Regions from separate parts of the Mus musculus genome. Here region 1 is linked to region 2. Evidence: chromatin loops called from intact Hi-C (ENCODE). Cell type or tissue: left cerebral cortex. All regions are shown on one strand.

What was found. Hi-C counts contacts between places; a loop is a spot of excess contacts. Peaks named below come from ENCODE experiments on the same cell type or tissue, not always from the same donor. Only the 100,000 strongest peaks of a DNase experiment are listed, where the experiment ranks them.
Region 1: a loop joins it to region 2, with 9 times the contacts of the local background. A loop is called at or near these places in 6 of 42 quality-filtered maps.

The regions. Positions count from the first base shown.
Region 1 is chr13:13,355,288-13,360,287 of GRCm38, forward strand. It overlaps Gpr137b (G protein-coupled receptor 137B), which reads right to left. Exons shown (of 7, transcript NM_031999.2): 7 at 2,333-4,136. The coding sequence ends at 4,025. Among named protein-coding and RNA genes, the nearest start is that of Gm7040, 35 kb to the left of the region's middle. In left cerebral cortex, no CTCF peak of the experiment used is centred here; a DNase peak (open chromatin) is centred at 3,021.
Region 2 is chr13:12,610,725-12,615,724 of GRCm38, forward strand. It overlaps the pseudogene Gpr137b-ps. Among named protein-coding and RNA genes, the nearest start is that of Ero1b, 47 kb to the left of the region's middle. In left cerebral cortex, no CTCF peak of the experiment used is centred here; no DNase peak of the experiment used is centred here.

The DNA of each region.
Region 1 (5,000 bases), 740 kb after region 2:
TTTTCATGATTCCACGTGAGCTTTGGAAAAACTCCTCCTAGCAATGCAGAACTGTTTTCTGTTGTGGGTCCCTCCTCCCCTCCCTTTCTTTACTTACAGGGTCGTTAGTGTCTCAGACTATCCTCAAAGTCCCTATATAGCCAAGGGTGGTCTTGAACTTCTGATTCTTCTCTGTCTCCCCACTTCCAAGTGCTGGGACCACAGGTATAAACTGCCAAGCCCATTTTATGCAGTGCGGGGAACTGGACACATGGGCAAGCATTCTACCTACAACTACAATCTTAGATTCAAGGTACTTTTAACCTCTTGAACTTAACTGTTAGAATGTAAAGATCTTAGATTTTCTTTTCAGCTACCTTGGGTAGTTCTGAGTTCTTACTAAGTGGGGACGTTCATAGAGGTCCAGCACACCACCATGGAGTCAGAGCTCATCTTGTAAGACGAGCTGGCCGGGCATGGTGGTGCACGCCTTTAATCCCAGCACTTGGGAGGCAGACAGAAGCAGGCAGATTTCTGAGTTTGAGGCCAGCCTGGTCTACCAAATGAGTTCCAGGACAGCCAGGGCTACACAGAGAAACCCTGTCTCGAAAAACCACAAAAAAAAAAAAAAAAAAAAAAAAAAAAAAAAAGAGTCCCCTCCATTTATTTGTCCAAAGAGTTGGGTATCTGTTAGAGACTCGCACAGCAGGCCTGAGAAGACCCTGTTTATCTGAATGCATGCACTCTTATGCTTCAGTTAGGGTCTTGAAGGAAGACCATGATCGGCGAGTGACTAGTGGGTGTCAGAGTCATGGGTAACAGTTACGTAAACAAGAGTTGAGAGGGAAGAATTTTGAGGCTCATATGAGCTGAAGAAAGTGAGGCTCTGAACTCCAGTTCTGAGGAGGCTAAAGTTCAGAACATATGCTCCACTCAGGTTATAGAAAATCAGAATTTGAGGGGTGAACCAGGTAAGGCTTAGGGGAAAAGAAGACACTAGTAAGCTATCTGCATCCAAACATGGAGGGAGATGAGGGTTTGGGGAGGTAGGTGTGGATCCTATAGGCATTTGGGTTCAATGAGTCCATATTGAACACAGAACCTACCCAGGGCAAGAATGAAGCAAAAGCATAAGAAGTGTAATCGTTTGGGACATAGGGATCAGGTATTTGTTCCATTGGGAGAGGGTTTTTCATGTGTCCTGCCAGGAGCGGAGAGGAAGTTTATGTGCGATTCTCTTAGTGTGGTCTCAGATCCAAACTCATGACAACTTCCCAGTCCAACAGAGGCACCCAGTAGACTAAATTCCACTGTCTGTCTTCACAGTTCCATTTAAAAAGTTTTCTCACTTTAATTGTCCTATTTATTTAGTTTTTGATGAGAACTCTGATTTGAGCCTGCTCCTTTTCCTAATAGCTCTACCATCTGGATCCATCAGAAGCTGTGAATAGCTCATGCATACTGGATAAAGTAGAACTGCACACGGATGTGTTTCTGCATCAGTCTGTTGTTTAAATTGCTGTCTGATAAGAGTGAAAGAAGGATTCTTTTTCTACAATAATTGGCTAAACTTGTAAATTTTGATAAATTATTTGTAACCTTGTAGTAGAACAAACAGCAAAGGCTAGAATGTGTGTAGCGCAGTGGCAAGGCATATCCAGTGCTTAGCAGGCCTGGATATGATCTTCCCTGTGAAGGTAGGCACACATGCATATGTGTGCATAACATTCTAACAGACAATATAGACCTCCAAATGAGATTCTCACATTGCTTCTGAAGTGCCCAGTAACTAATACTTCTTTTGCTCTTCATAGGGGTCTAGTGTTGGTTCCACAATAAAATGTGACTGGGACATATACTGTAATAACTTCTAGTTCATAACTCTACTTGTAACACTCCAGACATTAGCTATCTATCTAAGGAATATGTGTCAATCAATGATGGATATGAACACAGGTTGGCCAGAATTCTTAACTGCTCAGGCAAATGGCTCAGCAGCTAAAAAGGTGTGTCCTGTCCTCGTTACAGCAGACAGTTACATTTTCAGTGGTAATGCCTCATTCCCATGAACTTACTTATCTCAGAGTATTGCTATAGCCCAGGCTAACTTCAGACTTAAGCTAGCGCTGGGATTATAACCAAAATACCATGCTTGGCCCCATGTGCTGTAATATCACCAGGTTGTTAGTTTCATGATGTGAACATGAACTTTTCTTTTCCTATGTTTAACACATTAGGAACAGTTTTGTTAGCAGAGGAAGTAAGGGAGAAGACGCAAAGCCGGTTCAGACCTCCTTCCCGACATGTGGTACACAGCCACTGCACGTGTATATTCCAGCACCAGTTGACAACATTTAAGAGCTGTAGTCTTTTTATTGCTGACATGAATGCTGACAACTTTATTGTAAAAATGGATGATAGCTTGCTTGTTACTGTAAGAAAACAGACGCCCAGCATTCACCAACTGTAAAGTGTGCATGTGCTACAAAATGGGTGCAAACAGAACAGCCTTAATGAGGCTGTGCTTTCCAGCAAGCCTTGCCCTTGGCTGCTGACAGGTACCGCCCTGCTAGAGACAAGGACACAGGAGCTGTGGGCACTGGCTGCAACAGCCAAATCATTGCAGGTATGGTGACAGATAAACTTTTATACAGTGCTATCGTACAGGCGATTTGTGTAGGCTTTGCCAGAATTCACCCTGGCAAAGAAGCAATTTTAAATGGCTTGCAACCCAGATGTTTACTCAAACCCAAAGGCAGGGTGTGGGGCGGGGCTGCGCAAGTTCCTCCACGTCGTCCTCTGTACAACGAAGACCCCATTACAACCCACTGGAAACTGGGCTCCCAATCTTAAATATAACAAAATGGGAGAAAGTGGGCGTGGCTCTGTGACCTATAGGACCAGAAGAAGCCAGAGCATCCGGCCTCCAGGAGGGCCACGTTGTTCCAGCGTTTTCCCAGGACAGCACGGAGATGGCACAAGAGGACCACTGTCTGGAACACTCTCTGGCTGATATGGGGATGCTGCCGCCACGTAGGCAGAGCCTACTTTCTCATACACATAGCTTTTAATAGAACACTATCTAAAAATAACAGGCAGTGAGCCCCGTGTCAGCCTCATACAAATGACAGGCATGTCTTACAGAAAAGCTGTCAGGAGTCTGCAATCCTTTAGAGCTTGAAGGCCAGAAGTATTTATTGTTAATACTCTGTGGGGACCTCTTGGCTTGTAGCCTGACTATAGCAAGCACTGGCTGAGTCAAAGAAGGCACAGTCCTTGCATCCTACTGAGGTACTGAGGTAGTGAGTATTCAGTTACACCGGGCTGAAGAAAACTCTACAAAATGGCTACACACACAGCAGAGGAGGTTTAATAGTGTCAGCAACTACATCTTAACAGTATCCACTTGTTACTGGAGTGCTTGTAGTAGTGCTTTCAGATGAAGAAGGACCAGGCTTAGGACAGAGTTTACGAGAAATTGCTGCTGCTGCTGCTGCTGCTGCTGCTGCTGTTGAGCCTGTTACGTACAGACCATGGTACTCTGCTTCTCCTGAACTTGGAATGCTTGAGTGGCGGTGAAAGGAGCCCACCACGTGGCACTCACAAGAGGGACCTTCAGAGGTAAGATTTGTGGAAACTTTCCCCAAAGCTTTAAACTATTAGACCACGTATTCTATACGTTTTAAAGTGAATTATGCATGAAAGTCTGTGCAAACTACAACATACGTTGCAATTAACAATCAAGGAAAAACCTAGTATACTTTAGCATTAGTATTTAAGTTATATAAAATACATCTTTATAAAAGTACAGAACCTCTTTTATAAGTTTAAATTATACCCACTGAAATAGCCAGATTCTCTGCTAGTACTAAAGAGTTTATTGCTCTAAATTATTGCTTAGCCCTGTGGAGCCATGAGAAAGCTATAGCAAAAACTAGAGTTCTGTTTCCTAAGGAAAACTGCCTTAGCAACTCAGCTGTCATCCGGTCTGTCTGGCTGAAGGCTTTCAACAGAGAACTCTTCCATAGGGCTGTGTCAGCTGCTGCTACCCTTGGCTTGCTTTGTCTGGATCCAAAGTGGAGTCTTGATGCAAAGTTCCTGCTTGTGCCAGGAAGCTGTTATTTTGTTGTCCCCAATCATAGTAGTCTGGAGCAAAACTTTAAACAAACAAACAAAACCAGTTCAGTGGCTTGACACAGGGTATTGCATATATGTCATATGTGGATTTTAGCAACACACCTGCGTCTTCAGGCCTAGTATCTTGCCCATTTTCTACCAAACTGCTATGCACACTGCTGCCAGCCTGAATTCAAGTCTACTGAACCCCGCAGAGTTTAGAAGTTTGCAACTACAGAACCTAAAACTAGTCATTGTGGGGAACACAGATTTAGGAGAAAAAAAAAAAAAGGCCGGGCGTTGGTGGCGCACGCCTTTAATCCCAGCACTCGGGAGGCAGAAGCAGGCAGATTTCTGAGTTCTGGGCCAACCTGGTCTACAGAGTGAGTTCCAGGACAGCCAGGGCTATACAGAGAAACCCTGTCTCGAACAAAACCAAAGAAATAAAAAAAAATAAAAAAAAATAAAATTAAAAAAAAGTGACCCCTAAGGTGGGATATTATCGTGCGTTTTGGATAGATAATGTCTATGTCTCAAGTTCCTTGTCTGTGCAACAGGAAGACATTAGCAATTTTCTATTTGGGCTGTTGTCAGGGTTGAGTAAACACCTATAAAAGTCCTCAAGAGCGATCCCTGAGATATCATTGGAACTGAAAAACACCTTTCAGTTTCCTCTATCATAGAAAAGGGTCTTTTCTTGCTCTCGGTACAGGGCGAGTACTGCCCTCTCAGTAACTTCTGGCAAGTAGTGGTTAGGGACGCTCCAGCACTCCAGTGGGGTTACAGGGTGAAAGTGTGGGGCAGCTAGATTAGATAAGAGAGAAGCTTTAGGAAGAGGTGGAGCTCAGACTCTAGGAGGAGAGCTCTTGACCCTGAGAAATCTTTATGTTGGCTTGCTTCCAGAG
Region 2 (5,000 bases):
CCTTTGGATCCTAGTACAAAATACAGGTTAAAGAAACCAACCTAACTTTACATAGGTGTAACCTGTTTGGTCCGGGAACTCTAGCCATTTGTTCCATGACTCCTTTGAGGAATCATGTAGACAGGAAGATCTCTGACACCTCTATGGACCTAGCTCCTTATCTAGGTTATGTTTCCATTTCATCAGTCCATTTTCCTATATGTACCAGTAGACATTGTTTTAATTCAATAATATTGAATATTAGCCCTTGGTCCTCTCCAAGAGACTGGAGTGGAACTTTTGATGGACCTTACAGGCAAGGTTAGTAGACCCTGAGGTCACTTGTGACGTAAGATGCTATCCTACTGTGTGCTCAGCTTTTAAGAAACCGGTGTTAACAGTCACCCTTACTTACCCTTGGGTTTCCCTGTGCCTAGCTGTAATCTCAAGTCCTGTACTCTCCGTGTCTCTGACCAACAGTAATGAATGGGTGTCATTTGCTGAAAACAGCACACACAGAAGTTGAAAGCAATCTCCTAAAGCGAATATCCACCACGAATGTTGAACACAACATTTAAATATTGCTCGATAAACAATAGTGTTTGAGATACTGTTTTCTGGGTCGGTTGGGGTTAATTGGAGTCCGATTTAATAATCCCTTGTAAAACGCTGTTAAAGATTTCTGTTATCCCTCATTCCTTCTCCATGTTATGCTTTCTGGGCTGCTCAATAGAGAACAAAGCCCTTTGTGACAGATGAACACACAGTGGGGATAGATTTACAAGACAGTCTTCAGGCAGGCACAGATTTAGACTCGTGTAACACACAGAGGATGAAGACAGAAGACACAGGGAACATGAAATAGAAAATAAAATCTGAGCTTACTCTTGGTTAAATGACACCAAGGGGAAACGCTTTCTTTCCTTAATGTGTCACCAACACGTTATTGGTGATTTGGAATTTATTATTGTGTTCAAACTGACTACACGCTCTCCTTCCCCTGCCCCATTTTAGTTTTCCTAGATACTATAGATTTTCATGATTCCACGTGAGCTTTGAAAAAACTCCTCCTAGCAATGCAGAACTGTTTTCTGTTGTGGGTCCCTCCTCCCCTCCCTTTCTTTACTTACAGGGTCGTTAGTGTCTCAGACTATCCTCAAAGTCCCTATATAGCCAAGGATGGCCTTGAACTTCTGATTCTTCTCTTTGTCTCCCAACTTCCAAGTGCTGGGACCACAGGTATAAACTGCCAAGCCCACTTTATGCAGTGCGGGGAACTGGACACATGGGCAAGCATTCTACCTACAACTACAATCTTAGATTAAAGGTACTTTTAACCTCTTGAACTTAACTGTTAGAACGTAAAGATCATCTTAGATTTTCTTTTCAGCTACCTTGGGTAGTTCTGAGTTCTTGCTAAATGGGAACATTCATAGAGGTCCAGCACACCACCATGGAGTCAGAGGTCATCTTGTAAGACGAGCTGGCGGGCATGGTGGTGCACGCCTTTAATCCCAGCACTTGGGAGGCAGACAGAGGCAGGCAGATTTCTGAGTTTGAGGCCAGCCTGGTCTACCAAGTGAGTTCCAGGACAGCCAGAGCTACACAGAGAAACCCTGTCTCGAAAAACCACAAAAAAAAAAAAAGAAAAAAAGAGTCCCCTCCATTTATTTGTCCAAAGAGTTAGGTATCTGTTAGAGACTCGCACAGCAGGCCTGAGAAGACCCTGTTTATCTGAATGCATGCACTCTTATGCTTCAGTTAGGGTCTTGAAGGAAGACCATGATCGGCGAGTGACTAGTGGGTGTCAGAGTCATGGGTAACAGTTATGTAAACAAGAGTTGAGAGGGAAGAATTTTGAGGCTCATATGAGCTGAAGAAAGTGAGTCTCTGAACTCCAGTTCTGAGGAGGCTAAAGTTCAGAACATATGCTCCACTCAGGTTATAGAAAATCAGAATTTGAGGGGTGAACCAGATAAGGCTTAGGGGAAAAGAAGACACTAGTAAGCTATCTGCATCCAAACATGGAGGCAGATGAAGGTTTGGGGAGGTAGGTGTGGATCCTATAGGCATTTGGATTCAATGAGTCCATATTGAACACAGAACCTACCCAGGGCAAGAATGAAGCAAAGGCATAAGAAGTGTAATCGTTTGGGACATAGGGATGGCCACAGCAGGGATCAGGTATTTTGTTCCATTGGGAGAGGGTTTTTCATGTGTCCTGCCAGGAGCGGAGAGGAAGTTTATGTGCGATTCTCTTAGTGTGGTCTCAGATCCAAACTCATGACAACTTCCCAGTCTAACAGAGGCACCCAGTAGACTAAATTCCATTGTCTGTCTTCACAGTTCCATTTTAAAAGTTTTCTCACTTCAATTGTCCTATTTATTTAGTCTTTGATGAGAACTCTGATTTGAGCCTGCTCCTTTTCCTAACAGCTCTCCCATCTGGATCCACCAGAAGCTGTGGATAAAGTAAACCGCATACTGATGTGTTTCTGCATCAGTCTGTTGTTTAAATTGCTGTCTGATAAGAGTGAAAACAGGATTCTTTTTCTACAATAATTGGCTAAACTTGTAAATTTTGATAAATTATTTGTAACCTTGTAGTAGAACAAACAGCAAAGGCTAGAATGTGTGTAGTGCAGTGGCAAGGCATACCCAGTGCTTAGCAGGCCTGGATATATGATCTCCCCTGTGAAGGTAGGCACACATGCATATGTGTGCATAACATTCTAACAGACAGTATATACCTCCAAATGAGATTCTCACATTGCTTCTGAAGTGCCCAGTGACTAATACTTCTTTTGCTCTTCATAGGGGTCTAGTGTTGGTTCCACAATAAAATGTGACTGGGGCATATACTGTAATAACCTCTAGTTCACAACTCTACAACACTCCAGACATTATCTAAGGAATATGTGTCAATCAATGATGGATATGAACACAGGTTGGCCAGAATTCCTAACTGCTCAGGCAAATGGCTCAGCAGCTAAAAAGGTGTGTCCTGACCTTGTTACAGCAGACCTCACTGCTGGTACCAGAGTGACATTTTCAGTGGCAATGCCTTATTCCCATGAACTTACTTATCTTAGAGTAATGCTATAGCCCCGGCTAACTTCAGACTTGAGCTAGCGCTGGGATTATAACCATAATACCATGTTTGGCCCCATGTGCTTTAATATCACCAGGTTGTAAGTTTCATGATGTGAACATGAACTTTTCTTTTCCTATGTCTAACACATTAGGAACAGTTTTGTTAGCAGAGGAAGTAAGGGAGAAGACGCAAAGCCAGTTCAGACGACCTTCCCTACATGTGGTACACAGCCACTGCACGTGTATATTCCAGCACCAGTTGACAACATTTAAGAGCTGTAGTCTTTTTATTGCTGACATGAATGCTGACAACTTTGTTGTAAAAATGGATGATAGCTTGCTTGTTACTGTAAGAAAACAGACGCCTAGCATTCACCAACTGTAAAGTGTGCATGTGCTACAAAATGGGTGCAAACAGAACGGCCTTAATGAGGCTGTGCTTTCCAGCAAGCCTTGCCCTTGGCTGCTGGCAGGTACCGCCCTGCTAGAGACAAGGACACAGGAGCTGTGGGCACTGGCTGCAACAGCCAAATCATTGCAGGTATGGTGACAGATAAACTTTTATACAGTGCTATCGTACAGGCGATTTGTGTAGGCTTTGCCAGAATTCACCCTGGCAAAGAAGCAATTTTAAATGGCTTGCAACCCAGATGTTTACTCCACCCCAAAGGCAGGGTGTGGGGAGGGGTTGCGTAAGTTCCTCCACGTCGTGCTCTGTACAATGAAGACCCTATCACAACCCACTGGAAACTGGGCTCCCAATCTTAAATATAACAAAATGGGAGAAAGTGGGCGTGGCTCTGTGACCTATAGGACCAGAAGAAGCCAGAGCATCCGGCCTCCAGGAGGGCCACATTGGTTCCAGAGTTTTCCCAGGACAGCACGGAGATGGCACATGAGGACCACTGTCTGGAACGCTCTCTGGCTGAGAGAGGGATGGTGCTGCCACAGAGGCAGAGCCCACTTTCTCATACACGTAGCTTTTAATAGAACACTATCTAAAAATAACAGGCAGCGAGTGAGCACCGTGTCAGCCTCATACAAATGACAGGCATGTCTTACAGAAAAGCTGTCAGGAGTCTGCAATCCTTTAGAGCTTGAAGGCCAGAAGTGTTTATTGTTAATACTCTGTGGGGACCTCTTGGCTTGTAGCCTGACTATAGAGAGCACTGGCTGAGTCAAAGAAGGCGCAGTCCTTCCATCCTACTGAGGTAGTGAGTATTCAGTTACACCGGGCTGAAGAAAACTCTACAAAATGGCTACACACACAGCAGAGGAGGTTTAATAGTGTCAGCAACTACATCTTAACAGTATCCACTTGTTACTGGAGTGCTTGTAGTAGTGCTTTCAGATGAAGAAGGACCAGGCTTAGGACAGAGTTTACGAGAAATTGCTGCTGCTGAGCCTGTTACGTACAGACCGTGGTACTCTGCTTCCCCTTAACTTGGAATGCTTGAGTGGCGGTGAAAGGAGCCCACCACGTGGCACTCACAAGAGGAACCTTCAGAGGTAAGATTTGTGGAAAGTTTTCCCAAAGCTTTAAACTATTAGACCACGCATTCTATACGTTTTAAAGTGAATTCTGCGTGAAAGTCTGTGCAAACTACAACATACGTTGCAATTAACAAATTAACAATCAAGGAAAAACCTAGTATACTTTAGCATTAGTATTTAAGTTATATAAAATACATCTTTATAAAAGTACAGAATCTCTTTTATAAGTTTAAATTATACCCACTGAAATAGCCAGATTCTCTGCTAGTACTAAAGGGTTTATTGCTCTAAATTATTGCTTAGCCCTGTGGAGCCATGAGAAAGCTATAGCAAAAACTAGAGTTCTGTTTCCTAAGGAAAACTGCCTTAGCAACTCAGCTGTCATCCGGTCTGTCTGGCTGAAGGCTGTCAACAGAGAACTCTTCCATAGGGCT